Regions from separate parts of the Homo sapiens genome. Here region 1 is linked to region 2. A link is an interaction called in ENCODE POLR2A ChIA-PET data of the cell type or tissue named here. Cell type or tissue: GM12878. All regions are shown on one strand. Links, peaks and the distances in the headings refer to the core of each region. The heading gives the core; the rest is flanking DNA.

Region 1 (15,536 bases), core at 6,599-11,598, 120 kb before region 2:
GTGACTCCAAAGCAGATTTTACAGTAATAACATCTATTTTCTTTTACTGGCTTCTTATTAAGAGCCAAACACTATGCTAAATGCTTTATACACATTTTATTTAATCTCCACAACAACCCTCTCATAGGATCAGTTAATCTTCCAAAGAGCTATTATTCTCATCTTCACCGTACCGACAAAGAAACCAAGATTTATACAGGTTCATTTTCCAAAGCCATGTAGCCAATAAGTCATGGGTGTAGGAATTGGAGCCAGTCTCTGTGACTTTGAACTTCATGTGCTTTGTGGCACAAGGGACTTAACTTCCTTCCTTTCTTTTGCTAAGATTAATTTTGCATTATCTTTAATTGGCACATAATAATTATACACATTTATGGGATACAGTGTGATATTTCAATACCTGTATACAATGTGTAATGATCAAAATCAGGGTAATTAGTACATTACCTCAAACAATGATCACTTTTTGGAGTTGGGAACATTAAAAATCCTCTCTTCTAGCTATTTGAAAATATAAACTAAATAATAACTGCTAATGATAGTTACCCTACTGTGCTGTAGAAAAATTAGAACTTATTCCTCCTACCTAGCTATAATGTTCTATCCATTAACCAGTCTCTCCCTATCTCCCTCGCTGTATCCTTCCCTATCTCTAGTAATTACTATTATATTCTCTATTTGTGTGTGATCAACTTATTCAGCTTCCACATAGGAGTAAGATGTAGTATTTATCTTACCCATGCCTGGCTTATTTTACTTAACATAATGTCTTCCATGCTCATCCATGTTGCCACAAATAACAGGATTTCATTCTGTTTTTTTAGTGACCATACTTTCTTGATACCTACCCAGTGGCTTAGATAAAGAAAGTAAAATTATTTTGTTTTCCTATGGAGAATATACAGATTTAATCAGACAGGCTCTAGCAAATCCTCATTTCCTTACATAGGCCCAGGGAGGGAGAAGGCAATGTCCCCTTTGAAGAAAGTGGTCACAGATGGTTCCTTCCTCATAGGTTTCTCTCCTTTGTGTCCTATGGACATAATACACTGCCCATAGCTCACACGACCATGAATTCATAATGTAACATAGACTACCAACTCTGTTGTTGAGGCTGCTAAGTCTGAAGTTTGGTTGACTCTGATGCACATCAAATTGGGGTCCTGAGTTCAAACTAAGAGAGTCCAGCTGCTTATGATATGGAATGGTGTGGGAACTCTGCCCAGCTGTAGTGCTCAGTATTAGGTGGTTATTAAGTAACTCAATTATATCTTCCTTTGAGGAATTTTGAATACTAAACACACAAAGAGAAACAGACACAGCAGAGCGAATCAGAAACAGGAAAAAGCAAGTCCTGAGAATAGCGTTGTCTTCAGGCAAAAGGTCAATGACCACAAGCTGCTGAGAGAATGGCTAGATTTTTAAAGATACCCCTGAGTCATAAATTGCAATTATTGATGCTCCGAGGTTCCAAAGGTCTGATTATGTCATTTTTTCTAGTTTTCCTTACTTTTTGTAAATCCTCACCTATTTTGGTTTTATAAATAGGAGTTTCTCTGAAATTGGAGAAACAGAGAGAGAAGTTCCTTGCAGTTAAGAAATAGAAATCAAAAGAACATACTTCTATATAAAATTCTTAAATATTTTTCACAACCAAAATAGTATTGTGTCCAAGATTATAAAATCATACATTTGTTTTCACACAAAGCAACTGTTTTAACTTTTTTTGAAACTATTTCAAACATAAATTATAAGAATAGTACAAAGAGATTTTACCTAGATTTACCCATTGTTAACATTTTGCCACACTTGCCTGATCATTCTTGCTTTAACTGTATATATGCATACTGATTTTTCTGAACCATTTGAGAATAAATTGCCAATATCATTCCCTATTACCCCTTAATCATCATTATTTATTTCTTAACAGTATTATTTTCACTTAAGCACGATGTAGTTATTGTATTTAAAAAATTTAACATTGATACAATATAGATATTAGATAATATAGATATTAGCTATTAGATAATATCTAATCTATAGTAAATATCTCAGTTTCACTAACTGTCCCAATATGTCTTTATAGGAAACTTTTCTGGTTCAATATCCAGTCTAAAACCACACACTGCGTTTAGTTGTCCTATTTTTTAGGGCGCCTGTAATCTGTAACGGTTTCCCAGCCTTCCCTCTTCTTTCATGATATTGACATTTTTAAGATTACAGACAATTTCTTTCATAGTACACTCTCAACTTTTGGCTTGTCTGATGTTTTCTCATGATTAGACTCAAGTTTTTTTTGGCAGGAGCACTATATATGCAATTTCCTTCTTCGTGCATCACATAAGAGGCATATGAAGTAAGCTTGAAAACCACCACTGTTGCAAACTTCATGGTAATATTTGACCCAGACAAGAATTATCAGTGGATGCTAAGTTAGTGTGTAAAAATTTGATGAGAAACAGAATATTTACACAATCTCAAAGTATCTCCTTATAAATACTTACTAATCTTAAAAAAAGAAATAGTAGTTTTGCAACGGAGAAAGATGGTAGATACCACCTTAGCAAAGTGATCAGAATCATATATTCTTAAAGATAATAACTAAGTACATAGAATATTCCTTGAATATGTTTCTCGTTTTATTTTGTATCATCTACATGGAAAATTACATACAGAAATGAAAACTAACAAGAAGAGATAGTGAGACAAAATACAGCAGCAAAGAAATAGCACCTTCCTTTCACATAAATCCTAAGTAAATGGATCTTATAAGGTGAGATATTTCTACATTAAGTTTCTAGACTAACTAGAAAATAAGTACCCAGAAGTCTGCCTGATAAATTTCAAAACCAGAAAGGGCATGCATCTGACTCCTATGTTCTTCATTTGTAATAACACTTGTAGCCCCAGGGATGGGAAGGGGGCTAAGATGTGATATTCAGAAACTACTGGGTTTCTGAGCAAAGGTACTATGTGGGCCTTAAAGAGAAAAAGGAAAACAAAGACAGCCAGAAGACCTGTAATTAATAGCTGTACCTGCAAAACCAAAAGACTTGAAAAGAGCATGGAAAGATCTGCTGGTCACATTTCCATTTCAAGCAGAAATAGCATACAGCACTGTTCAATAAATACTTACCATCTTTTATGTGCCAAACAATGGGATACCCTTGGGAATCCAAACATTTAAAAAATATCAACCCTTTCCCCTAGATTTTACCCTTTAGGAGGGAGAGTGAATTGGAAGCATTTGGCTGGGGGAAAGCCAATATTATAGGCACTGTGATGAGAAAAGTCGAGAGTCCAAGACTATGAAGTATTCAAAACGCCTTCATAGAGCAGGTAATGGTTGATCTGGCCTATTGGGGAAATTGATAGCAGTTCAATGTGGCTAAAGAATTACTCTTCTCATGACACTTCTTAGGCAATTATTATGAGGCTTTGTCCTAATCAATTTGCACATGTTAATCCATGTAACTCATAGCAATTGAGGAGATAGATGCTATTATTATCTCTCCATTTTACAAATGAAAGTGCTAGAGGAGTGGGATGAAGTGTTGTGCTTAAAGTTTTAATCAAGAGTCAAATTATGGAAAGATACATGTCCTATACTAAAAGGTTTGAAGTTTATCCTACAGTCTGTAGGATAAAATGTATTGTAGATTTTTTAGAACAGAAGTGACATGTTTAGATTTGCATTTTAGAAATTTATTCTGGCAGCTGTGTAAATGGTGAATTAGAGTTAGGCAAGACTGGGAAAAAAGGAGCCAACAAGAAAAGAGAGGAGACAATTACAATAGTCCTATAGAACAAGAAGAGGACATAAACTATGGCAGAAGAAGAGGGCTAGAGAGGATGGTTTGATAACAAAAGTTGTATCAGTGGGATTCATGATTGATAGGAATTCCAATAAAGGAATTTACAATTTTTCCCAGGATCTAGTTTAGTCTATTAAATGGTTTCTAGTGCAACTGATTGAGTCTAAGTTTATTGGTCCAGTGCCCACATATGGTCATTAGCTTGGATTAATCTCTCTGGTCACAGACCACACCACTTATCAGACTTCAGTTATAAGGGGCACTGGGTGACACCGGATGTTTCTGGACAAATCACTGCCTCTGATAGGGAGGAACATCCAAAATACATATTAAAATGTAAGCAGGTCTGTCAGATCAGTAGAATCACCTTATTATATGGAGTGCAGTGCATGTCAGAAACTTCAGGGAAAGTGTTGAACACAACTTATTTCTGCATGTCTTGTGAGCCATGCACTCTCCAACCTTTTCCCAGAATATCATTTCAAAGATTTTTGTATAATGAAAATCCTTGGAAGATGGAGATCATATCTCCCTCCAGGGCAAAGGGTAGGTTTGCTTATAGCTTCGGAAGCCAATATCTTCCTCCAAAGTGAAGGGCTGATATGTTTATTGGCCAGCAAAAATAAATTCACATTCCCTAAGCTCAGGGCTGCTCTCCTGTAACACAACCTACTGCATCCGTCTAGGCCCGTATTGCCCTTGTGGGACTTAAGGACAAAGAGAACAGGCCAAATATGCAGATACTCATGCTGCCTGCTGTGCCGTGCCTAATAAAGTCCTCTGTCTCTGACCCAGAGAGTCTCATGTTTTCTACCAGCATCCATGAAATTGTGGCAGGCTAACTTATGAGGTTTTAAGGAGGTTAACATCATGGACACTTTACAGTACTTGCTAGAAAGTTACTCAAGATTCCTAATCGTGGCACACTCAGTGTGAAAGAGTGACCAAACTAAATAGTTATTGAGCTTAACAAATTGTACAGTCTTTTCTGTAAACCTTTGCTGAAACCATATCCCCATACGAGCCCAGAATCTTGCCTAAGATGTAAATAAACTCACTTTCTTGGTGATTGATTTCAATTTTCGTAATTTTTTAATAGAAGTGATAATGAGCAAGTTTGACCTGCCAAAAAACCCTCACAGAAAAACAGGAAATGATGGCAATTCTCAGATGTCTATTTCAGTATTCACTAGTGGAGACTGTTCTTCTTTTCTAAAGGAACAAATTCCCTGGGGGTCTGAAGATGACTTAGAAAGTGCACAAATAACTTACCTTGAGATTAAATGTACAATGGCTGTTATCTGAAATGAATTTCCTTTGAATTTCAGCTAATATACAGAGGTGCTAAGCGGGGAGGCTTGTTCTTAGACTTATTTAACCATATTATGCGTGTGGCAAGATGGTGGCAACTGAGACTGGATCTTAAGAATGTTGGAAACATCAATGAGTTGATTCTGGAAAAACTGTCACTTAAAAGTTATAAAGCTCTTCTACCTTTTGTGAGGTAGAGACTAGAATTTATTTTTGAAGCTGTTTGACTTTTTGTTTGGGGAAAATGACACACATGTAGAGAAAGATTTATGAAATGCAAATATTTGAGAAGGGCAGTTCCAAAAGCCACACTGTTCTGAGAAATGATGTAAAACCTTATTTTTATAGTGATTACAATGCATCTCTTAGATTATATTGTTAAAATAATTGAAAATGTTTGTTTTTTGGAGCAGGTTTAGGTTTACAGAAACAATGAGCAGAAAATACAGAGTTTCTGTATGTCCTCTCACCCCTCCACAGACAGTTTCCTCTATTGTTAACATCTTGCATTAGTATGGGACATTTGTGACAATTGATGAGCTAATATCGATACATTAACTAAAGTCTACAGTTTACATTAAGTTCATTCTTATTGTTGCACATTCTTTGGATTTTGGCAAATATACAATGACATGCATCCACCATTACAGTATCATACAGAATAGTCTTACTGCCCTAAAATTTCCCTGTGTTCCACCTATTCATCCCTCACTCCTCCCATCCCAGCTTCTGGCAACCACTGGCTTTTTTTTTTTTTTTTTTTTTTTTTTTGAGACGGAGTCTCGCTCTGTCGCCCAGGCCAGACTGCGGACTGCAGTGGCGCAATCTCGGCTCACTGCAAGCTCCGCTTCCCGGGTTCACGCCATTCTCCTGCCTCAGCCTCCCGAGTAGCTGGGACTACAGGCGCCCGCCACCGCGCCCGGCTAATTTTTTGTATATTTAGTAGAGACGGGGTTTCACCTTGTTAGCCAGGATGGTCTCGATCTCCTGACCTCATGATCCACCCGCCTCGGCCTCCCAAAGTGCTGGGATTACAGGCGTGAGCCACCGCGCCCGGCCCAACCACTGGCTTTTTTACTATCTCCATTGTTTTGCCTTTTCCAGAACGTCATATATTTGATATAATACAATAGATAGCCTTTTCAGATTGGCTTCTTTCACTTAGCATTATCCACTTAAATTTCCTCCATGTCTTTATGTGGTTCATTAGCTTATTTATTTATTTATTTATTTATTGAGACAGAGTCTTGCTCTGTCACTCAGGCTGGAGTGCAGTGGCATGATCTTGGCTCATTGCAATTTCCGCCTCCCAGGTTCAAGTGATTCTCCTGCCTCAGCCTCCCGAGTAGCTGGGATCACAAGTGCCCGCCACCATGCCCAGCTAATTTTTGTACTTTTAGTAGAGACAGGGTTTCACCATGTTGGCCAGGCTCGAACCCCTGACCTCAGGTGATTCGCCCACCTCAGCCTCTCAAAGTGCTGGGATTACAGGCGTGAGCCACTGCATCTGGCCTATTTATTTATTTATTTATTTATTTATTTATATTTCCTGAAGGACACCTTGATTGCTTCCAAATTTTGATGATTATGAATAAAGCTGCTATAAACATCCATATGAAGGGTTTTGTGTGGATGTAGGTCTTCACTTCGTTTGGGTGAATACTAAGGAGTATGACTACTGGAGCCTATGCTTAATTTTGTAAGAAACTACCAAACTACTTTTAAAGTGGCTATATATTTTGCATTCACAACAGGTAATTTTTTTTTAAGGTATTGATTTAGACTGTCTTCTATCTGTATTTTCCTTAGGAAGTGTGTGTGTGTGTGTGTGTGTTTTCAAACAATTATTCCTAAAGGATTAGGACAAGAGATTCCAAGACAGCTAAAAGATATTGTGATAGGCAGAATAATGCCCCGCACAAAGTGGCTGTGCCAGAATCTGTGAATATGCTATGTTATGGTACATGTAAGGCAGAATCAAGATTGCAGTTGAAATTAAGGTTGATAATTAGATGACCTTAAAATAAAGAGATTATCTTAGATTACTTGGGTGGGCCAAATGTAACCACAAGAGTCCTTTAAATGTGGAAGAGAGAGTCAGAGTTACAGTGATGCAGCGTGAGAAAACAGGGGGCTTTGAAGAGGGAAGTGAGCCACAAGCCGAGCAATACAGGCAGCTTCCAGAAGCTGGAAAAGGCAAAGAAAGAGATTACCCTCTAGAACCCACCAACACCTGGTTTTTAGCTCAGAGAAATCCATTTTGGACTTCTGACCTCCGGAACTGAAAGATAATAAATTTGTGTTGTTTTAAGTGTAAATTTATAGTTTGTTACTACAGATATGTAGCCTAATCTTCCTATCATCTCGAACTGGGGGAGAGATTTTGAAAAGGGTCTAGGTTGGACTGTTCATGACCCACATGTAATTCCAAGATTGAATGACTCAGAATTAAAAACATATGTCTACATAAAAACTTGTACACAAATGTTCATAGGAGCACTATTCACAATAACTAAAAAGTAGAAATAACCCAAATGTTTATTAGCTGATGAGTGGATGAAAAAATGTGGTGTATCCACACAATTGAATATTATTCAGTCATAAAAAATAATGAAGTGTAGATACATGTTACAGCATGGATGAACCTTGAAGACACTGTGCGAACGAGCCTGGTTGGAAAAGGTCACAAACAGTAGGATTTCACTTATATGAAATGTCCAGAATAGGCAAATTCATAGAGACAGAAAGTGGTTGGAAGAAGCTGAAAGTAGGGAGTTATAAATGGGAGTGACTGCTAATTGAGTATAGGGGGTTTTTTGGGGATGATTAAATGTTCTAAAATTAGATAATGGTAATGATTGCACAACTTTGTGAATATACTAAAAACTACTAAATTATATATGCTAAAAGGGTGAATTGTATGATGTATGAATTATATCCCATTCTATCTCAATAAAGCCATTATTAATTTAGAAAACCCCCACATTTTTGGAAATGTATTAATGATCAGTTACTGAGTTCTGATGTGAGTTGGTAACAGGATTTTCTCTGGGAGAAATGAACAAAGGAATTTCTCACTTGTAATCATTTGGGAGGCAGGTCTTGGACTGTTGTGAAAGAAAAACTGTTTTCACTTTTCTGACCTTCAGGTTATTGGGAGCTTAGATTCTGGATGTGTCAGTCAATTTAAGTTAAGGTATATCACATAAATACCAAATAAAACAAAACAAAAACTAAATTAGAGACTCTTAATAGCACAAGTTTATTCCCTGCTCATCCTTTATGTCATCACAGGTCATCAGGCGACTCTATTCCTTGTCTTTTTCCCTAGAACTTGGATTGATGGTACAGCCATCATTCCAAAAATTGTTTAGCTCACAGCAGAGGGGTCAAGCTCTTGAGTTCTTACAGTGACAATTACATGCTTTAGCCTGCATGAGTTACAAGTTACTTTTACTCAGTGGCCATAGCTAGCTGCATCCTCCACCCAACCAAAGGTAGTCAGGTAGTGCAATATTACCATTGCCCAGAAGAGTACAAATTGGAAACATTTGGGGAATAACACCAAAGACTACAGTTGTAGGCTGAATAATAGCTCACAAAGATATCAGGTTCTAATCCTTGGAATCTGTAAATGTTACATTATTGGAAAAGAGTCTTTGCCAATGTGATTAAGCTAAGGATCTTAAGAGTGGGAGATCATCGAATTAGGCCCTAAATGACACAGTATGCATCTTTATAAAAGGAAGGCAGAGAGAGATTTGACACAGGCAGAAGGGGAAGAGGCAACGTGACCATGGAGGCAGAGACTGGAGTCAGGCAGTGAAACAGTTGGTCACCAGAAGCTGAAAGAGGTAAGAAATTTTCCCCTAGCACCTCCAGAGGGAACGCAGACCTGCTGATACCTTGATTTCCACCCAGTGAAATCTGATTTTGGACTTCCAGTTTCTAGAACAGTGAGAGACTACATTTGTGTTGTTGTAAGCCACCAAACTTGTAGTACTTTGTTACAGCAGCCACAGGAAGCTAATATAACTGTCATATTAGATATGGTAGCTGTGTTTTGGGTACTTTATTTAGGACAACTAAACTCATCCCTTTTGCATAGTCATATGTCCATAACCACACTAAAGCCAAGCAAAAGAGCTAAAGAAAGAGGAACCCAATAGTGACCCACAATCAAAAAACTTAAACCTGTGAACTCACAGGACTGACAGAATCAAACCAGTCACTTTTCACTGGAATCACACTGCACTATCCTCCAGACCTTAGGAAACTCTCACTGAAGGTTATGGTGCTGTCTTTACTAAAAATAAGAAGGTGGCCTAAAATCGACAAGAAGAGAACAGCAATAATTATATTGCCTTGGCCTGTGGTCAGAGCAAGTCAGTTGGCTGAAATGACAAATGACAACCATTCTGGATCTTGGAACATATAGGCATTCCTCAAGTATTCCTTGAAATAATTGGGAAAGAAAACATTGTCAACATACGGATTTCCTGATGTCTGTCAAGCAAAATGGAATTCAAGCTGTACTGGCTTGGGATATTTAAAGGAAGTGTGACACTATAATAAACTTAAATTTTTAAATAGAGGTGCCCTTGGAGGAACATTTAGCACTATTAATTCATTATGCTAATGAAAAACCAAAGCTCGCAGGAATTGTTAGAGCCTCAGTTCCTCGATCTTTAAAATAGAAAGTTTGACAAGACCATCTTAAGTAATTCAATTCTTAAAGACTTGGGACTCTATAAATTAACTTGATAACAAGCTCTAGCATTCAATATTGGAAAGAAATCCAAAGTAGACCTGGATACTTTAAAATTGTGCATATGAGATAAAATTAGCATGCTTTTTAATTTTTTCTTCTTTCTTTCTTTCTTTCTCTCTCTCTCTCTCTCTCTTTCTCTCTTTCTTTCTTTCTTAGAGTGCAGTGGTATGGCTGACTGCATCCTCAAATTCCTGGGCTCAAGCAATCCTCCTGCTTCAGCTTCCTGAGTAGCTGGGACTACAGGTGTGCATCAGCATGCCTGGGTGATTTTTGCTTTTTTTTTTTTTTTTTTAGATATGGGGTCTTTCTCTGTTGCCCAGGCTGGTCTCCAGCTCCTGGGCTCAAACAATCCTCCCACCTCAGCCTCCCAAAGCATTGGGATCACAGCATAAGCCACCACACCTGGCCTCATAAGCAGTTTTCTTTCTTCTCAGGAATGTTTCTGGGGTCAAAAGTGATTATTATAGAAGTAATAATCATCATTAAGGATGGTTTAATGCTAAATATAAAGTGGCAAATTACTAAAAAAAAAGCTTATGAAAATATGCCTTGGAACATTTTGGTAAATAGTGGATGAGCAAGGGAGTGAGTGGGCAAATAACATTTTTAAAAATCTCGAAAACAAAAGCATATAGTCATAGTCTTTCATCTAAAGTGCTTTAGAAAATATGGCTCTACCTCCAAAATATGTATAAATCTGATCACTTACCACCTTCACCGTTTCATGTTGATCTAACCACCATCATTTCTTGCCTGTGTTATTTCAGTCTTAAACGGTTCCCTGTTTCCACTCAAGCCCTATAGTCTATTCTTAATACCACAGCCAGAGGTATCCTTTAAAAATGTATCAGATTGTCACTCCTTTGCTTAAATGTCCCTTCACCCAAATAGCTTCTCATCTCATGCAGATTAAAGCTAAAGTCCTTCCAATGCTTACAAGTCTCCTCTGAGCTGGCTGCCCACTACCTCATTAGCTCTTTCCTACCACTCTCCTCACTCACTGGCTTTGGTCTAATCACACAGGCCACTTCTATTCTTCAAACACACCATGCAAGCTCTCACCTCAGAGCATTTACATTTCTCGTCCCTCTGCCCAAATGCTATTTCAAGTCACATAGTGGCATGACTCCCTCCCTCATTTCCTTTATTCCTGCTTAAATGTCACTTTTTCCTTACGGTCTTCCCTGATCACCTTATGTAAAACAGCAACAATAACCCCTCCCCAGCTTGGCACTCTCTATTTCTCCTCACTTAGCTTTTTCTCCATTGTGCTAATCACACAATGAATATGTTCATTGTCTGTCGCTTTCTGTTAAAATGGATATAAGAACTGTGTTTTATTCACTGCTGTATCCCTAGAGCTTAGAACAAAGTCTAGGACAAAAGGGATACTCCATAAATATTTGTTGAATGAATAAATGAATGCAACTTATTTATTTGTTTGTTTGTTTGTTTGAGACACGTCTTGCTCTGTCGCCCAGGCTGGACTGCAGTGGTGCAATCATGACTCACTGCAGCCTCCATCTCTACAGCTCAGTTGATTCTCCCACTTCAGCCTCCTGAATAGCTGGGACTACAGGCACGTGCCACCACATCAGGCTAATTTTTAAATTTTTTTGTGGTGACAGGGTCTTCCTATGTTGCACAGGCTGGTCTTGAACTCCTGATTTCAACAGATCCTCCCACCTTGGCCTCCCAAAGCATTGGGATTATAGGCATGAGCCACCATGCCTGGCCACTAATGCAGTTAAATATTAGGAATTTGTTATATAATATTACAAGAAGTTAAGAGGTAATTTTCCACAAGTCTGTCTCAGTTGTTCAATGGTGTCATCAAAGACCTTCCACTATGCCATCTTCAGGGTGCTGGCTCCTGTCATATGGGTTGCTTCAAGGTTGCAAAATGGCTGCTGCAGTTCTAACCATCACAGTCACTCACAAATATTTGCATGCAATCATTCAGTTAGTAAGTAAATTTTATGAGACAGTACTAAATACCAGGCATTATTGTAAGCATGGGAACATAACCATAAACAAAACTGAGGAAGTCACTACTCTCATGAAGCGAGCCGGGCTGGAGTACAGTGGCACAATCACAACTCACTGCAGCTATGACCTCCCAGGCTCAAGCCATCCTCTTGCCCCAGTCTGCCAAGTAGCTGGAATTGCAGGTGTGCACCATCCTGCCTGGCTAACTTTTGTGTTTTTTGTAGAGACGAGGTCCCACTATTTTGACCAAGCTGGTCTGGAACTCCTGGGCTCAAGCAATCTGCCCACCTCAGCCTCTCCAAGTGCTGGGATTTCAAGCATGAGCCACCGTACCTGGCCCTCTTTATATAACTTTTAATCATGAAGAAAAATATTTCTCTGAAGCCACCAAACTTCCTTCATGGGTCAGCATTATGTCACATGAGTAACCCTCCTTATAAAGGAAGCTGGGAAAGCAAGTCTCCAAAATTTTCGGCCTCTATCATGACAGGTGGTCATGATAGAGGAAAGAAGAAGTAAAGGGAACAGCTGCCCAAGAGGCAACCAACAGTATTTGCTACAAATCATGCTAAGCATAGGTAGTCATTCAGTATCTGCTTTTTGATAAAGCATTAAGGTTGACAATTATTGCCCTGTGGCTGAAATTTAATATTTCTCTCTGAAAGTTTTTGCCTTCTAAGTTTCTGTCACTTATTCTAACAGCCTTAATCATGCAGCAGCTCCAACATTCTAACAAACATGCTTTGGAAATTCACCAAGAAATGCTGGCTTGCTCCCAGGACTAAGTGATGGCATTTAATTTGCTCACCTGGAAAGAAGGACAATTCCAGAAAAGACCATTTCTTCTTGTATTACTTATTGGTCAACCAGCAACCTTTAAGTCAAAGCTGTGAATATATATAATCTGTCAGGCTTCTCTATGTTTTCTTCAGGACCAAGCCTCAGTTTCAAACTTCTTTTGTCCAGTGTAACTGCAAGACCCACTTTAGACTCTTCACTTCGCTTCTCCGTGGGCAATAAAGCAGCAGTTCCATCACCATTGTCCAAACAGCAAATGAGAAGTGATGTTTCAATATAAGCTACTGTCTGGAAAAGAAGAGAAAGAGGCAGCTTTTCTGACAGAGCCGTTCACACTTTTCCTGCACAGCTGGGAGACATTAGCTGAATTTCCCCAGACTGGTCTGCTTTCTGGCATGGTAAATTAAAAACCCTGAGAGCCTCCAAGGTAAGCTGGATTTCTATCATACACATTTAGCAGCTAAATCACCAAAAGTCACTTTCGAAAATTCACGCAAAGCTGCATCTTTACCCAAGGTCAAGAGTTCAGCAGAAGTTAGCACAAAGGGGATTGTGGGCAGGAGGCAAGAAAAGGGAGAGAAAATATCGATAGATTATCTCTATTCAAAAGCTGCTTTTATTTTGAGGAACTTTGTGCTCAGAAAAGTAGATAGAAGATAGTTCTGCAATAAATAGTATAGGACATATATGAAAAGAATAAATAATATTTCAATGTATGTCAATTTCCATTTCTGCCACCATATTAAGGAGATGGGAAGAGCATTAAAAGAGCCATAGGCCCATCACATTGGTTCATGCCTATAATTCCAGCACTTTGGGAGGCCAATGTGGGAGGATCACCTGAGGTCAGGAGTTTGAGACCAGCCTGGCCAACATAGTGAAACTCCATCTCTATTAAAAATACAAAAACTTAGCCGGGTGTGGTGTCGGGCACCTGTAATCCCAGCTACTTGGGAGGCTGAGGCAGAAGAATCGCTTGAACCTAGGAGGTGGAGATTGCAGTGGGCCAAGGTCATTCCACTGCACTCCAGCCTGGGTGACAGAGTGAGACTCTGTCTCAAAAAAAAAAAAAGCTAGATTTTGGTCCCACATCATGACTAATTAACAGTGAGATTTTGAACATGTCATTTAGCTATGGGGCTCAAAGTCCTATCCCCTTCACTTTATGGGAATTTAGTTATGAAAAATTCTATTTCCCCAGGTATTTTGTGATCTATTATCAGCTTTTGATTCCATAGATAAGGACAATCTCTGGGCTTTTTGTTTACATTCTGCCTTATTCCACAAGGAATCTCAGGCTGCTCTGTGGGCCAACTTACATGACTTTGGTGTAGATCTCAGATTTTAAATGTTTATCTAAATCAATATGGCAATACCAGAATGGATTTTGAAAGAGTCAATTCTAATTTTAAATGGCTTAAAACCAGACTGCACCTAAACATTTTTATTTATAATTTTTGCCTAAGTAATTTATTCTGGCTCAAAAGATCTATATATTTTCTCCTATATATGCCCCAACATATAGATAAACATAGAGACAAGCATCCTTCCCTATGCTGATGATGTAATCTTACTATTATAAGAATATCCTCAAGAAAAATGGAACCTGCTGGCAAATTGCCAATTTGAATTTAAAGAAAAAAAGAATCTTATCACAAAGAGACCATACTTTTTGCATTTAGATCTGTGGTTTCTCTATTTTGTGAACAGGGGGATCTCTGGGGCAGGGCTAAAGAGAAAGAGAAGAGGCAAGTGGTTGTGGCTCCAGCCTCACCCCACCCCGAAAGAGGAGTGTTTTTGTTTGGTCATGTGTTTATTTATTAGACTTCTACACAAATGTTATTCAAAAAAAGGAACTCACTGATTTAAAAAAAAATCTGATCTAGGTGAAAAGAGGCAAAATCAGGAGCCACTGGAATGAATCTTGCCCATGGAATTTTTTGTCCTGTAATACATCATTAAAATGTTTAGATATGTTGCCAATATTTAATTATTTTACATAAAAATTCTGGATTTCTGGGTCTTTTGACAATTGGGGAGGACTGGAAACACTGAGATGCATTCCCACACAACAATGAACTGGAGCTGTGTATTAGCTGAACAGCTTTAGAAAGTCACACACTTTCTAATTCACTATGTCCCCGCTACTCCCTAGTTTTTATCCACCTAATTGTATTCACACATTTATTTCACTTGTCTCACACTTGGGGGAATTCTGGGAGGTGGCCCTAATCTACATGTATCTCAACACCAGTACATTCTGGTATGTTGACTGGGATGTGCTCCTACTTAAAATTAAACTTCTGAGTTGGCCACATTGAGTCTATGGGACAGGATTCAGTAGCTTCAACAAAGGGTTTGTTTCAGCATTTGAACAGATCCATGGACTTTGCCCTGCCTTAGCTGCTTTGAAGTGTTTTATGAAGAGGAACTGGTTCCATCTGGGCATAACTTCAAGTGGAACTAGGAGGCCGTCAGTTTTCTCATAATCTCTAAAGAGGTATGATTGCAAATCTGCCTTTAAACAGCAGCTCAGAGCTTCTTCACCCTTCTACACTGTACAGCAATCTCAGACAGAATCGTAGTCAAGAGGAGACATACTGGAAAATTGTCTAAAGCAGTGCTTTTCAAACTTGTTTTTACTACAACGTGCAGTAAGGGATGTATTCAGCCACAGGTATACACACTTCCACATGCACACACACACACTCATATACACACACACAAGTTTTATGTTACAGTACTTACCCTTAATACAAATACTCTATTTGTACACATGTACATATGAATACATATGAAATCCATTTTTTCATTCCTTAAAGTGCTGTTGGTAACCTACTATCTAGATCTCA
Region 2 (15,536 bases), core at 3,412-8,411:
TAGTAACTAATCTGTGGGAAGGTTAAGACCTTGTAAATATTTGCTTCTCATCAAATATTTCTCTTTGATTTGGGGTCCATTGATTTTTTTTTTTTTTTTTTTTACCTGATTCAGTCTTTCCCATAATGGTTGCAAAATAATGATTTTCTACCTCCAGCACACTCCCTTCACATTTACTAGATGGTTGTTGACATTTTACTGTAAGCAAGAGATTGCTTTGTTTCATTTTCATTGATTTATGAATTTATTATTGGTATTTTTGGTAAGGACTCATGAACTGCTGTATTTTCAATCGTTTGTACTCTGTTAATGTACATAAGTATTTTTTGTGTTCAAATTTCCCCAGATTTGGCCAGAGTTCCCTTTAAGCTAGCTTCTGGATCTTTGTCATATACTCTCACCATTTTTTTGAGCATTTCCTTTTTATTCCCTCACACAAGGTATCACTGCTTCATCTTGTACCTACCCTGGCCAATCCATACAATTAGTTATTTCTCTGAGAAGCCCTGGTTCCTTTTATTTGGGCACAGTATTAGAGAGTAAGAGCTGGTCACTAGAACTGCATGTAATTTGGGTGGTTTATTAATAGATTGCCTTTAGGAAAAGAAAAAAAAAACCCTTAAGAGAGTAAGGAAAATAGGAGACGGGAGGGGAAAAATCTGAGCAAGGATGTGGTTTCAGGTCTTAACCTAATCAGCTCTGGTGTACCACATGGTACATACAGTTTATTGTGCCTTGGAGGCAAGGGAGCTGGGCTTTCATGCCCTTTTTCAGTCATTGGTTACTGTAGTAGTTGGGAGAGGGACAGCAGCAAGGAAAACAGCAAAGGGCTACCATGGCCAGGGGCAGTCCTGAGAAGGTTGCAGATGTGAATGCTCCAACATTCTCTGCTGCAGGAGGGATACCAGCTCTATCCTAAAAATAATTTATCTGAATCTGTTAGGAATCTTAGTTGGATAGTAAGAGTTTTGATAGTAGTGAGAGTTCAGATAGTGACAGGTCAGATAGGAATGGGTACTTGCACACATGTATACATACACACAGGTGTGTGTACTGCATCCAGTAAAGTGTCACAGGTTGTGGTTAACAAGTTTGAATAACACTGGCTTAAGATATACCTAAGGTAGGCTAAGCTGTACTTTTTTTTTTGTCTTCTAGGCCATCGTACATGCTGTTCTCTCTAGAATTTCTCCCATCTTCCCTATCCCCAGGTCTACTGAATTCTTGTTCATTTTTCACAACTCAATTTAAAATCAGTTTCTTAGGAGAGTTTTCCTGATTGCCACCACCTCCAGTTAAACATTTTTTTTTAAGGTTTAGGATTAAAAACTCCACCAAAATATCATATAACCTATGTATAGAGTTGTTTTCCTTTTAGATATAAAATCCTTTTCTTTGACGAATAAAAGGAAACCTTTTATTCAGATATGATGCGCCTATATGTAACAAATAATTGGAGAAATAAAGAAAAACATAATTTGAAGAATGGGAATGTTCTACCTGTGTAATAAATAGTAAATATTTTTCATATGAATCCACCTCTTTAAATTCATTAGAGACCAGATAAAAGGATAGGTCAGTTAATTTCACCTAGATTATAGAAGATTGGCCACCTCCTCCCAGGGAGGTAGTGTACTGTTGTGGAATCAACACCGAATTTGGGAGTTAGTAAGACTGACTTATTGTCTCAGACTTTGTCATTAACCTGTCCTTAATGACATAATATGAGGTTTGAGGATGAGAAGTAGGGAAAGAGATGTATCAGATAATTGCTAAGGTTGCTTCAAGCCTTGAACTTTTATGATTCTAAATATTAATACTTGTCATAGGTCTCAAGGGGTTCTTGACTCCACACAGAAATAAATTCAAGTTTGTGTCTTGTTGCCTGGATTAGTATCTTTTTTAATTTTTTGTTTGGGGTGTTAAAATCATATGTGTAAAATTCTGTAGATGTCAAAAATATGAGAAGTATTACCTTGTACTTGATATAAGTGGACCAAACAAAATTGTGCCCAAATAAAACTATTGATACCCAAGTTAACATTCTCCCCGACAATCCTCTGTTCTATTTTTGCATTTTTTCTTTTTTTTTGAGACAGAGTCTCGCTCTGTTGCCCAGGCTGGAGTGCAGTGGCGTGATCTCAGCTCACTGCAAGCTCCGCTTCCTGGGTTTGTGCCATTCTTCTGCCTCAGTCTCCTAAGTAGCTGGGACTACAGGCGCCCACCACCATGTCCGGCTAATTTTTTTGTATTTTTAGTAGAGATGGGGTTTCACTGTGTTAGCCAGGATGGTCTCGATCTCCTGACCTTGTGATCTGCCTGCCTCAGCCTCCCAAAGTGCTGGGATTACAGGCGTGAGCCACTGCGCCCAGCCTATTTTTGCATTTTTAAGTAAGAAGATTGAAGGAAAAAATTGCTAAGAATGTGGTGTTTACCATCCTGCATTGTGTTTTGCTAAAGAACTGTTACTGGGAGATTCTTACAGATCAAAAGATATGTTAATTACCTAAACATGACTAATTGGAATGTAGAGTATCACATGTTTATGCTGCAGAGTAAGGAACCTTGCTTGACTGATTCATTATTGTATACACAATCCCTGGTGTGGTGATTGGTACATAATAGGTACATACGTATTTGTTTACAGTGTATCTGTAACTATCAAATACTAAAACTCTTTTAAATATACGTGTCATTTGTTAAACAGTTAAAACAATTTTATTGCATATTTACCATATGCTAGGAGTTAGAGGGAATTACAAAGATGAGTTAGACGTGGTCTCTGACCTCATTAAAGTTAACTTTTACTTGCAGTAGTTCTCAGTCTAGCTGCATATTATAATTATTTGGGGAGCCTTAAAAAATATCAATGCCTGGCTTTTACCCCAGCATTTCTGATTTAACTGGTCTGGGGTGGGGCCCAAGCATTAAGAATTTTGTACAGCCCTCTCAGGTGGTTCTTGGGTACAGCCAGGGTTGAGAGCTTCTGGTACCAAAATCTGTCTTAGTCTACTCAGGCTGCCATAACAAAATCCCATAGACTGACTTGAGTGACCCACACAACATAGACTGGGTGGCTTAAAAAATGTACATTAATTTTTTTTACTATTCTGGAGGCTAGGAAGTTCAAGACCAAGATTCAAGGAGATCTGGTTGCTGACAAGGACTCTCTTCCTGACTTGCAGATGGCTGCCTTCTCCCTGTGTGTTTACATGGCAGTGAGCGGGGAGGGATGGGGGAAGAGGAGGTTGAGGGAGGAGGAGGAGAGAACGAGAAGGAGAGAGAGCCCTCTGCTTCTTATGAGGCCACTAATCCTATCGAATTAAGGCCTCACCTTTATGACCGCATTTGACCTTAATTACCTCCCAAAAGCACTGTCTCCACATACAGTCACATTGAGGGTTAGGGATTCAACATATGAATTTGGAGAATGGTAAACACAATTCAACTCATGCCAACCACTGATCTAGCAGGAGAAGATTGGATATATAGTGTGATGTGATGTGTTTAAGTCCAGGTGTGATTATAGCAACAGAACGAGTGCAGGCAAAATCTTGGGGTTAGAGGAAGGAGAAATCACTTTTTAGTGCTGGAGGTCAGGAAGAACTTTGGGATGGAGAAATGTTGAATTGAGTTTTAAATAAGTAAACTTTGATAACAAAAAATAAGAGGTTGAAGATGGAAAATAAAGACTGAGATTGAACTAGAGTTTGGCTTTACCTGTTACTTGCCGGGTAATGCTGCAAGATTGCTTTGAGCTTTCTGAGTCTTAATTTCTTTGTATCTGCTTCTAAATGAGATGATGTTTGTAAACCAGTTCCATCCACCACCCTTTTCTTCTTTCTGTAAATATTTATCGTGTTGCTTCTGTGTACTATATAACTATAAGCCGATTTTTCAGGTAAGAAGGGTAACATAACCACTAGGTTGGCAAAATGAAGGTTTACATTGTAGGAAATTTAAGTTGGAATTGAGCTGCTGGTGGGACTTAGAAACCACCAGTAGATAGTTGAAAATGTGGAAAGTTGGAGATGGAGATGAGCACTGAGAACTCAGTATCATAAACACTATCTTTAAAGGTGGAACCTTGTGGGATTGCCCCAGGAGGATTAAGTACAGATATTACCTTGGAAGTGTGTATAGTTCTAGTATTGTTACCATTGTTCAGGATATTTTTGAAACTCCTTTAAGATTTCCCTTTGGATTCTTCAGTACACTCGTCTTAATATCCTCATTTTGGCAAATCTTTGTTCTGAAAGTTAATTTGAATTTCAGCCAAGGTTTAACCAGAGACAGTCTGGTGAAGGTGATAGACGATCATCCTGGGAAATGCTGCCTCTTCCCTTGTCTCAGTTTGTTTTATGTTGCTATAAATGAATACCTTAGGATGAGTAATTTATAAAGAAAGAAGTGTATTTAGCTCACAGTTCTGCAAGCTATACAGGAAGCATGGCATCTGCTTGGCTTCTGATGAGAACATTTATGCTGTGTCAGAACATGGCAGAGAAGATCAAAGGGGAAGCGGGCATGTGTGAAGAGGGACCAAACGTGAGAGGTGTCCTGACTTTTACAACAATCCAGTCTCTTGGGAACTAGTCATTTTCTCTGAGAACCAGCCCACTCTGAAGAACTAGTCCACTCCAGCAAGAGCAGGAATTCATTACTGCTAGAAGGGCACAAAGCTGTTCATGAGACATCTGCCCTCGTGTCCCAAACACATCCCATTAGGGACCACCTCCTTACACTGCCACACTGGGGATCAGATTTCAACATGAGATTTGGTGGGGACAAACCATATCCAAACCATATTGCTCCCACCCCAAAAAAGTTATATTATGGAACTGGTTTTCATGTTTACTTCAGATTAGCTCTGAAGCCATACCAAGAAAGATGATGTGATTTGAGCAAAGGCTGAGTCTTTGAAATAAGTGAAAAACCCTTCAATATAAAAATAATTCTCCTATTCCATTATCAAAGTATTATATTTTCTTTATAGGAATTCTATGAAATATTGTAAGATAAAAGAAGAACCAGTAGTAACATGGTGGAGAGAGGCTTGAGGAACATTCATAGGATTGAGAATATTACACAATCTTCTAGATTTATATGAGGAAAAAAAGTAAATCAGGCAATGTATTGCTAAGAAGGCCACAGGTATGCTGTCATTTATTACTTTCTCAAATGTCTGCTCCTGTCCCATAACACTGCTGATTTTCTGCCGGATATCAGTGGGAAATTGTGCTTGTAGGCGCAAAGACAGTCTTGAAGTTTTACCAAATAAAGTAAATGTGAAACTTGTTCATTTAAGAAATTATGGCCACAATGGCGGTTGTAACACAGTTCTAAAATTGGCATGTCTTATTGCATAAGTTAATTTCCTGCTTTGGTATACTTTTAAATATGTTGTCCCTTTCTGGCCTCCTCTTGGTTAAAGCAGTGTGGGTGGAAGAGGAACTTTTCACACCTAGCAATCTGCAGAATCTGAGGTCCAAGAAATAGGTGCTATTGGGAAATGGGCACATCTAGTGTGAACAAGGTGGTTAATTAACAGTGAAAGCTGATAGGACAGAGAAGCTCAGATGAAGCATACTATTGTGGGATATGGGTGTTACTTGACCCAGAAGCTAAGCAGAAATAGGCACATCTACCTCACTGATGTACTTTCCGTATTTTGTAAGCGTTTGAGCTTATACAAAATTAGATTGTTAGTGGCTGACCTAATATTTGATGTTTATTCTCTTTGAATGTGTTTTTCAGCCAGCTGACAAATTGCTCCCCTTGCTTTTAAAAATATTTTTTTCCCGTGGTAGGAAGCAGAATCAGAATTCCCTTTGATTTTACTTTCTGATAAAAAATTGAGAACTGAATTTTCAAATTTTGCTGGTTCAAATGGTGCTTCTGAAACACAAACTTACTGTCTAAAGGTTGTTTCCCTGCTTCAGCATAACTGTGGAAGCTCATTTAGCCTTGTTTGCTTAAGTCTCCTAAGGCCCCCACTCCATGTGCATGGTGGTGTCATTGAAGGTTTAGAGCCTGGGTTACATGATCTTGGCATTGGCACTTTATTAGAAGCTTGGGTCATTTCACCTCTGTGAGCCTCCACTTCTTTATCTGCAAAATGAAATCAAAATACTTACCTGAGAGAACTGTTATGAAGACTGTATGTATTCATTGCCCTCATCTTCAGGTTTCACAGACAGGCAGGCTGGAGCATTGCGGGGAAGAAAACATCTCTCCTACTCTTGATTTCCCTTTTTGTTTTTGTTTTGTCAGTTCTAGTATGGCTTGAAGGAAAGAAGGTGAATTTTCCTATTTTAAGATGTCTCTTCGTCTACCCTTCCTCATTTTACTCTGTCGTTATAGCAAGAAGGTATGAACAAACTGGCAAGAGGAATATCTGGTCATGAGCATACATATCTTTGTGCTGTTGAGAAAAACTGGAGTCTGCCTAGATTCCTGGTGTGAAGCACTTAGTGAGAACTAACAATTGAGAACGCTGGTCTCATTGTATTGTATATCATGCCTTCTTCCCGGGGCTCTGCCTTTTGAGACTCTTCATAGCTAGTAAAGAAGAGGGACCAGTCGGACGTGGCAGCTCACTCCTGTAATCCCAGCATTGGGGAGGCTGAAGTGGGTGGATCGCTTGAGTCCAGGAGTTTGAGACCAGCCTGGGAAACATAGTGAGATCCCATCTCTATAAAGTACACATAAAAAAATTAGCTTGATGTGGTGGTGTGTGCCTGTGTTTCCAACTACTTGGGAGGCTGAGATAGGAGGATCACTTAAACCTGGGAGGTAGAAGCTGCAGTGAGCTGTGATCACGCCATTGCGCCCTATCCTGGGTGACAGAATAGTATTCTGTCTCAAAAAACAAAAACCAAAACCAAAAAACCCCCCAAAAAACTCCCCCCAAAAAGCTAAACAAACAAAGAAGAGGGATCCAAATATAGAAACTATTGCTAATGAGAACACTGTTGCAAGTTTATTACAAGCATTTTTCATGTTTTTCCTACAGAGTAAACAGTAGCACCAAACTGTCTTCAGGAGCAAGTAAGTGTTAACTAGTAAATTTTTTAAAAAATGGCATTACCTAAGTAAGTATCAAATTAGTTAAATTAGAATGTTTTCATTATTGAAAGGGCATAACTTGCCCTTCATATATCACATTCTTTGCTATTAAAGACTCTGTAATATTCTTATTTGCTTCACTGTTGTCTTTGTGGATTCATAGCAAGTGCTGTTGTCAGTAGCCTTATAATCTAGCACTGCCATATTGCAAGAACACATGAGCCCCAAAGCAAAATATGAGCTAACAAATTCAGCCAGTGAAAAAGGTGAAAATTGACTTCCAGGTGATGATAGAATGTTGAGAAGTTAGAGCTTTGGAAATTTTCCCTGATGGTGTTATCCTGATTCTTTAATTCAGTATAAATTTATGTGACTATACAGTAGCAAACTTTCAAAATTTAATTTTTAGTTTTGCAACCTCTGTACAAATGTATAACATATATACACCAGATTGAGATTAAGAGAATCACTTTGTAATATTGTGAATCAAAATTGCCATTTCTATAATATTTGTAATGTTGAAGATAGCTTTTTCAAAAATTATAATTAATAAATCATTGATATTTAGTGGCTGGTATGCTATCAAGTGGGAAAATCTTTAGTAGAATTTTCATATTTTTAATACTGTCATTTCTGATTTAATACCAAGAATTTGGAAAATTGAAATCAATATTAATACAATTCTGGAATTATTTATTTGCCCTAGGAAGTTTTAGAAGAAGGATCAGATGTCTTGACAAGCCGTTTTAAAAATGTGTTTGATAGGAATATTATAGCTTAGAATTCGTAATGTAGGTAAATTTCTGTTATAATTTATTTTTGGAAAAATGGTTTGATATTACACATCTATGTCTGTATTCAAGGAATTGATTCAAAATAATATTGCCTTAGTTATTTAAGACCATTGGAAGATTTATAGAGCAAATAGAAGATTCATCAGGATGCATTATGAATAAGTTGTATAGATGAAAATTATATATGTGAAAAAAAGTAACAATTTGAAATTAATTTTGTAAATTTTGAAAAAATTTTGTAATTTTGTATAATCCAATGTCTTCTAATCTGTTTAGTAATTACACTGAATAGTTACTGATGTCTAGTTATGATTTATTCTGTAGGCAAGGCAAAGAGGAATTTGTGGAGATAGTCTCAGTTTTATTCTTTTCTCTGTAAGTAAGCATCAGCTTTCCACTCTACAAGATGTGTCACACAGTCCCTTCAAATTCCACAGGTCCGCAACTGAATTTCTCTCTTATCTGATCCTTCTTTTGTATTCCCTATCTCAATAAATGGTCATATCCTTTTACTTGAGGCCAGAAAACTAGCAGTCCTCCTTGAATCATCCCTTTCCCTCATCCCCTTTAGGCACCATCAAGCTTATAGGACCTCCCTCTGAATTTGTCCTTTTCTCTCCAACCATGCTTCCAGTTCCTTCTCAGTGCTTTGTTTTGTTTCCTCTTTTTTTTTTTTTTTTTGAGACAGAGTCTCGCTCTGTCTCCTAGGCTGGAGTGCAGTGGCATGATCTCGGCTCACTGCAACCTCCGCCTCCCGGGTTCAAGCAATTCTCTTGCCTTAGCCTCCTGAGAAGCTGGGACTATAGATGCGCGCCACCATGCCTGGGTGATTTTTGTAGTTTTTTTTCACTAGAGACAGAGTTTCATCATATTGGCCAGGCTGGTCTTGAACTCCTGGCCTCAAGTGAGCCGCCTGCTTCAGCCTCCCAAAGTGCTGGGATTACAGGCATGAACCACTGTGCCCGGCCTGTTTCCGGTAGCTTCTGGCAAAGCTAAGGAAAAAGAGAATGTGTAAATAAATGATACAGCAAAGAGTTCAGCAAATTATGACCTATGGGCTAAATCTGGAAAGGCCTATAAGCTAGGAACGGTTAGTAACATTTTTGAAACGTTGTTAAAAAAAATGTATATATATACATGTACATACACACACACACACACACACACACACACACACGCGACAGAGATGATATGTAAAGCTTAAAATGTTTATACTCTGGTTCTTAGCAGAAATAGTTTGTCTACCTTTACATAGGCAATGAAAATTAGAATACAACCACAGGTGTTGTAAAGAGAAAAAAAGTCATGTGAACACCTTCATATCATTTTTTTGTTTGAAAATTAAGGCGAAATAGATAGGGTCATTGAGAAATATAATTTTGCTAAAACTTCAGCTGACTCTAGAATTAGTAAAAAGCCCTTACAAAATTGAAACAATAGTTACAATTCTCTTTGTGCCTGTGTGTCTTACACATGCACACATACATACACCAAAACGCAAGCCCTGATAGGTTGTGTATTGGTCAGGATTCCACCATGGAAATAATCAGTAGGAGAAAAAACATATATATATATCTTAAGATGGGTATATATATATACACACATATGCATATATGTGTGTGTGTATATATATATATATATGTATACGTGTCAAGAGATCTTGCAAGAAATTGGTTTATGTGATTGTAGGGACCAGTTGGGCAAATCTGAAATGCACAGGGCAGGCTGTCAGGAAGGGCAGGCTTGGAATTCTTGATCTTGAGCTGAAGCTGCAGTCAGCAAGTGTAATTCTTCAGGAAAACCTCAATTCTACTCTTAAGGCCTTTGAACTGATTGTATTAGACCCACCCAAATAATCTTTGATAATCTTCTTTATGTGAATCTGCAAAATACCTTCACAGCATCACCTGAATTAATGTTTGCGTGAATAACTGGGGGCTATAACCCAGCCGAACTGACACATAAAACTGACCATCACAGGTGGTTTTTAACAAACTTTCAAGGAACTGAGAATAATCTTTGTTTTATACACAATGTTCTAGATAATATAAAGGGAGAGGAAGGTCCCTAATTTATTGTTTAAATAATGCAACTTTAACACCAAAACAATGCAAAGATAAGGGAGGAGAGTCATAGGCAAACACCGACATGGTGACAACTTGAAAAGATTTTAAACAAAATTTGAGCATCCAAGACAGAGGTCTTGCTAGTTACTACTTAACCACTTTTCTAAAGGATGTAGCCAGCAAGAATTAAAAAAGAGGATGCAAAACTGTTTCTGATTGTCTACATAGAAATTGGAAGAGAATCTTTTGTCAGAATATTAAAATTGAGAGAGGTTTTATTGATTATAAGGACAACATAAAAAATCAATTGAACCTAAACACTAGCAGTAAATAATTACAACAGGTTATTTATGGAAAGATATATTTACCAATAGAAATCTAATGAAAGATGAACAGTAACTTTAAGGAGAAAATTATGAATCTTTTTGTCTACTTAGTAACCTAATTTCTAATAGTTATGTGTTGAAATCTCCCACTATGAGTGCAGATTTCTATAAATTTTTAAGCTAATCGATTTTAAATTGAGGTAAAATATACAGTGAAATTTACAGATCTTAAATGAGTTTTCATAAATGTATATATCCTAATTAAGACATTTTTCAGAGAGTACCTTTTCAGCTCCCATATATAACCACTGTTGTAATTTTTATCACCATAGATTAACTTTGCATGTCCTTGAATCATGGCAGTATGTACTCCTTTGTCTGCTTTCTTTTGCTCAAATGTTTTTGAGATTCACCTAGGATAGATCACCTATCCTACTGATAGTAGTGGTATACAAATAGTATCATTGTTTTTTATCACTAAGTAGTTTTTGGCTATTCTGAATAATGCTTCTCTAAATAGACTTGTACAAGTTGTCTTCTGGACTTATATTTTCTTTTTTTTGTTTTTGAGACTGAGTCTCACTCTGTCGCCAGGCTGGAGTGCAGTGATGCCATCTTGGCTGACTGCAACCTCCGCCTCCTGGGTTCAAGCGATTTTCCTGCCTCAGCCTCCCGAATGGCTGGGACTTTAGGCGCACGCCACCATGCCCAGCTAATTTTTGTATTTTTAGTAGGGACAGGGTTTCACCATGTTGGCCAGGATGGTCTCGATCTCTTGACCTCGTGATCTGCCCGCCTCGGCCTCCTAAAGTGTTGGGACTACAGGCGTGAGTGAGCCAGGACTTATATTTTCATTTATCTTGCATAAGTGAATACCTAGGAGTGGAACATATTTAACTTTATAACTCAGCAGTTTTCCAGAGAAATGTATCATTTCACAGTCCCATCAGCAAGATATGAAAGTTGCAGATGCTTCACATTCTCTCCAACGTTGGTGTTGTCATTATTTTTAATTTTAGTCATTCTTGTGCATACAAAATGATATAAGGGGTTTCATTTGCAGTCTCTTGATTAATGATTTTGAGCACCTTTATATATATATATATATATATATATACTTACAATTTGCATATCATCTTTTGTGATGTGTCCATTCAAGCCTTTTGTCCATCTTTTATTGAGTTTTTATTATTGATAGTTAGGGGTTCTTGATATATTCTGGACTCAAGTCCTTTGTTATATATATATGAAATAAATTTTTCTTCCTGGTCTGTGGCATGCCTTTTTAAAATTTTCTTAATTGTGTCTTTTGATAAACAAATGATTTCATATTAGTGAAGTCAAATTTATAATTTGTATAATTTATTTTTACTGCCTTATGCCCTTTTTGAGAAACTGTCTACTCCAAGGAATTGAAGGGTCTTTTTTGTTTAATAGTTTTAGTTTTTACATTAGGCTTATGATCCATTGCTAATTAATTTTTGTGGTTACTGTGAAGTAGGGGGTCAAAGGGTTTAGCTTTTTTTTTTTTTCCATGTTAATACGGTTCTGCCACCATTTGTCGAAAATAATTTTATTTCTTCATAAACTAGCCTTGGTGCATTTGCCAATAAATTGATCGTATATACATGGAAGTATTTCTGGATTTTTTTTTTTTTTTTTTTTTTTGAGATGGAATCTCGCACTGTCACCCAGGCTGGAGTTCAGTGGTGAGATCTCAGCTCACTGCAAGCTCTGCCTCCCGGGTTCATGCCATTCTCCTGCCTCAGCCTCCGGAGTAGCTGGGACTACAGGCACCCGCCACCAAGTCCGGGTCATTTTTTATATTTTTTTTTAGTAGAGACAGGGTTTCACTGTGTTAGCCAGGATGGTCTCGATTTCCTGACCTCGTGATCCGCCCGCCTCGGCCTCCCAAAGTGCTGGGATTACAGGCGTGAGCCACTGTGCCTGGCCTTGTGGATTCTTTTGTTCTCTTTTGTTACATTACTCTTTTTGGCTACCCAAATTATGCCAGCACTACGTCGTCTTGACTTCTGTAGTTTTGTAGTATGACTTGTAATCGGGTAGTTGCTGCATAGCATCTAAATTTGTTCTTCTGTTTTAGTGTTGTTTTGGCTATTCTATGTCCTTTGTGCTTCCTTGTATGTTTTTTCACTTTTTTATTATAACTTTATTTTTTAATAATATAATAATAATAATAGGAAACTACAAAATCATGCAGTTTCCATGTACCTGCCTTCTTCCCTTTCCCTAATGATGCTATCTTACATAACCATGATATGTATATTCTCAGTGGGTGTGATAACTGCCTTCAAAAGGATAACAATTGACATTGGTGGAGACAGAAATATTACTCTCTTAATGTATAAAACAATGTTACACCCGCAGTGCATAAACATATATGCTATATCTGTGATATTAACATTTCATAGGGGTACATTAGGAAAAAATGTCAAAAAAGGGTCCTTTTAGGGCAAAAATTAAAAAAGGTTGGGACAGGCTCCTATAATTAAATGTGGACAAGGAAACTGGGAATTGGCAATGGTATAATATTGTTGATTCAGGTACTAATCTTAGTCGAATTTCACCACTTTTTACATGCATTTTTTTTGTTGTTCTGTAATTATATGACATCTGCATCATGAGGATTTTCTCCTGTGATTGTTTCTAGAAGTTTTTTTCTTTAACTTTTTATTTTGAAATATAGACTCACATAAAATTGTGAAAAATGCTATATAGTCTTGAGTGTCCATCTCATAGCTTTCCCCAGTGGTGACATCTTATATATCTGTAGTACAATATCAAAACCAGGAAACTGAAGTTGATACAATACTGTTAACTAGATTATAGATCTTTTCAGTTTTCACCAGTTTTTACGTGTACTCATATGTGTGTGTGTATAATTCTGTGTAATTTTATACCATGTTTCTTTTTTTATAGGGAAAGCGTTCAGAGTTTTAGTATTAAGTATGATGTAAGCTAGAAGATTTTTTGTAGATGCCCTTCATTAAAGAAGTTCTCTTCTGTTCCACGTATACTGATTTTGTTTTTTATGAATGCATGTAGAATTTTGTCCAATTTTTTTTGGCATCGATATGATTATATGGTTTTCCTTTTTTGGACTGTTAATATATCTCATGGATTACATGGTTTGAATTTTGAATGGTGAACCACCCTTGCCTCCCTGGAATAAGTCCAACATTTTTGTTATGTGTCTTTCTTTTTATGTATTGCTGAGTTTGATTTGTTAATATTTTGTTGAGGATTTTTGCATCTGTGTTCATGAGGCATACTGGTGTGTAGATTTGGTGTGTGTGTGTATGTGTTTTGTAAATACCGTTCTTGCTTTTAGTATCAAGGTATCTGTGCCTTCTTGAGTGAGCTTTGGTTGGTTTGTAGTTTTTTTAAAGGAATTTATTCATTTCATTCTAGTTGTCAAGTTCATTGGCCTAAATTTGTTCATAATATTCCCTTATTATTTAAAAATATTTATCATTTCTGATGTTTGAAATTTGTGACCTTAGTCTGGCTAGTGGTTTATAAATTTTATTGATCTTATCCTCTCGAACCAGCTTTAATTTCATTGTTTTTTTTTTCTTTTATTTGTGTGGTATTCTTTATTTCATTGATTTATATTTTGATATTTATCTTTTCCTCTTTTGCTTGCTTTGTGTTTATTTTACCCTTTTTCTGGTTTCTCAAGGTAGAAACTTAAGTTAATACAAGACCTTTTTTCTTTTTCTAGATAGGTTTTTAGTGCTACAAATTTCCTGCCAAGTACTGTTTTAGCTGCATCACATAAATTTTGATATATTGTGTTTTTATTTTCATTCATATCAAAATACTTTCGCATTTCCTTTTTGGCATTTTCTTAGATCCATGGGTTATTTAAAAGTGCGTTATTTAGCTTACAAATATTTGGCGATTATCCGGAGATCTGTTATTGGTTGCTAATTTAATTACATTGGTGTCAGGGAACATAGTTTGTAGGGCTTGAAATTCCTTCAGATTTATTGAGATTTGTTTTATAGCCAGATTGTGGTTTATCTTAGTAGATGTTCTGCTGTTATTAGGTAGAGTATTCTATAAATGTTAGTTAGGTCAAGTTAGTTGATAATGTTGTTCAAGTACTTCACAGTTTTAACGAACTTAAATATATGTTTTTGTAATATGACATATATTTTACATTTGTATATCATGCGTTCAGTTTTTTTTTTTCTATCAGAGCATATTCTCTGTTACATCTTGTGAGAGATTTTATTTTACAAAGAAGGTTACAAAATTATCTCCCATTCTTCATGCTTTTCTGTAGTGTGGTTTTGTTACCAAGAATAGAATCTGATTTCCTTCCACCTGAGTGTGGGCTATCCTTAATGACTTGAAATCAGTATAGTGTAGCATGAACGAATGGTGTTGCATGGCTCCAGGTAGAGAGGCCATTGGTAGATGTTCTGGTTTACAGTCCTAACTGAGCACTTCTTTTGGCCATTCCAGGCCAGATGTCAGATACATATATGAAAAAAGAAGTAATTTTGGAAGTAAATCCTCCAGCCCCAGCTTTTGTAGCTGGTGGGACTCTAGAGCAGGTGTTCAATTTGCCATTTTAGTCCAATTTTGGAAGTTGTGTTTAAAATGCACACCAGAGCCACCGGAACTTTGAGTCTTCCCAGATCAGGCCCCTCTGACCCATAGTTTATTGTTTATTGTTTTACATCACTAAATTTGATGAGTAGTTGTTGCACATAGTAGTCATTCCCCAGTGTACGAAGGGGATTGGTTTCAGGAGCCCCATATTTACCAAAACCTGTGCATTCTCAAGTCCCACCATGGGCCCCTCAGAACCCATGTGTATGAAAAGTTGGCCTGAAAAGTTGGTATACCATATAGGTTCGCATCTCCAAAATATTGTATTTTCAATCTGCATTTGGTTGGATAATATCTGAGTATTAAGTGGACCCCCACAGTTCAAACCCGTGTCGTTCAAGGATCAACTGTAATAAGGAGATTACTTCTTTTTCTGTAGGGTTTGAAGGTGGTAAGCATTTTAGTTCCTATATATCTGAATGTCCTTAACCTCACTCATAATTGGTAGTTTAGAGACTCTAGAATTCTTTGTAATTCTTTATAATTCTCTCTCAGAACTTTGAAGTTATTTCTCCATTGTCTTGTTGCATCATGTCTTGCCAGTGAGCCATGATGTAAATCTGATTCTCATTCCTTTATGTAGGCAGTGTTTATTCCCTTTTGAAGCTTTTAGGATTTTGGGGTTTCAGACATTTCAT

Evidence for each region. ChIA-PET counts read pairs that join two places held together with the same protein. Peaks named below come from ENCODE experiments on the same cell type or tissue, not always from the same donor. Only the 100,000 strongest peaks of a DNase experiment are listed, where the experiment ranks them.
Region 1: POLR2A ChIA-PET joins it to region 2 with 17 read pairs; 3 of 35 experiments call an interaction of 5 or more read pairs at or near these places.

Annotation. Positions count from the first base shown.
Region 1 is chr3:28,120,107-28,135,642 of GRCh38, forward strand. LOC105377008 (a long non-coding RNA gene) reads right to left here. Exons shown (of 3, transcript XR_940674.3): 2 at 12,695-12,972. Among named protein-coding and RNA genes, the nearest start is that of LINC01967, 99 kb to the left of the region's middle. In GM12878, for the core only: no CTCF peak of the experiment used is centred there; no DNase peak of the experiment used is centred there.
Region 2 is chr3:28,246,716-28,262,251 of GRCh38, forward strand. The region is part of intron 1 of CMC1 (C-X9-C motif containing 1); the gene reads left to right. Among named protein-coding and RNA genes, the nearest start is that of CMC1, 13 kb to the left of the region's middle. In GM12878, for the core only: no CTCF peak of the experiment used is centred there; a DNase peak (open chromatin) is centred at 5,462.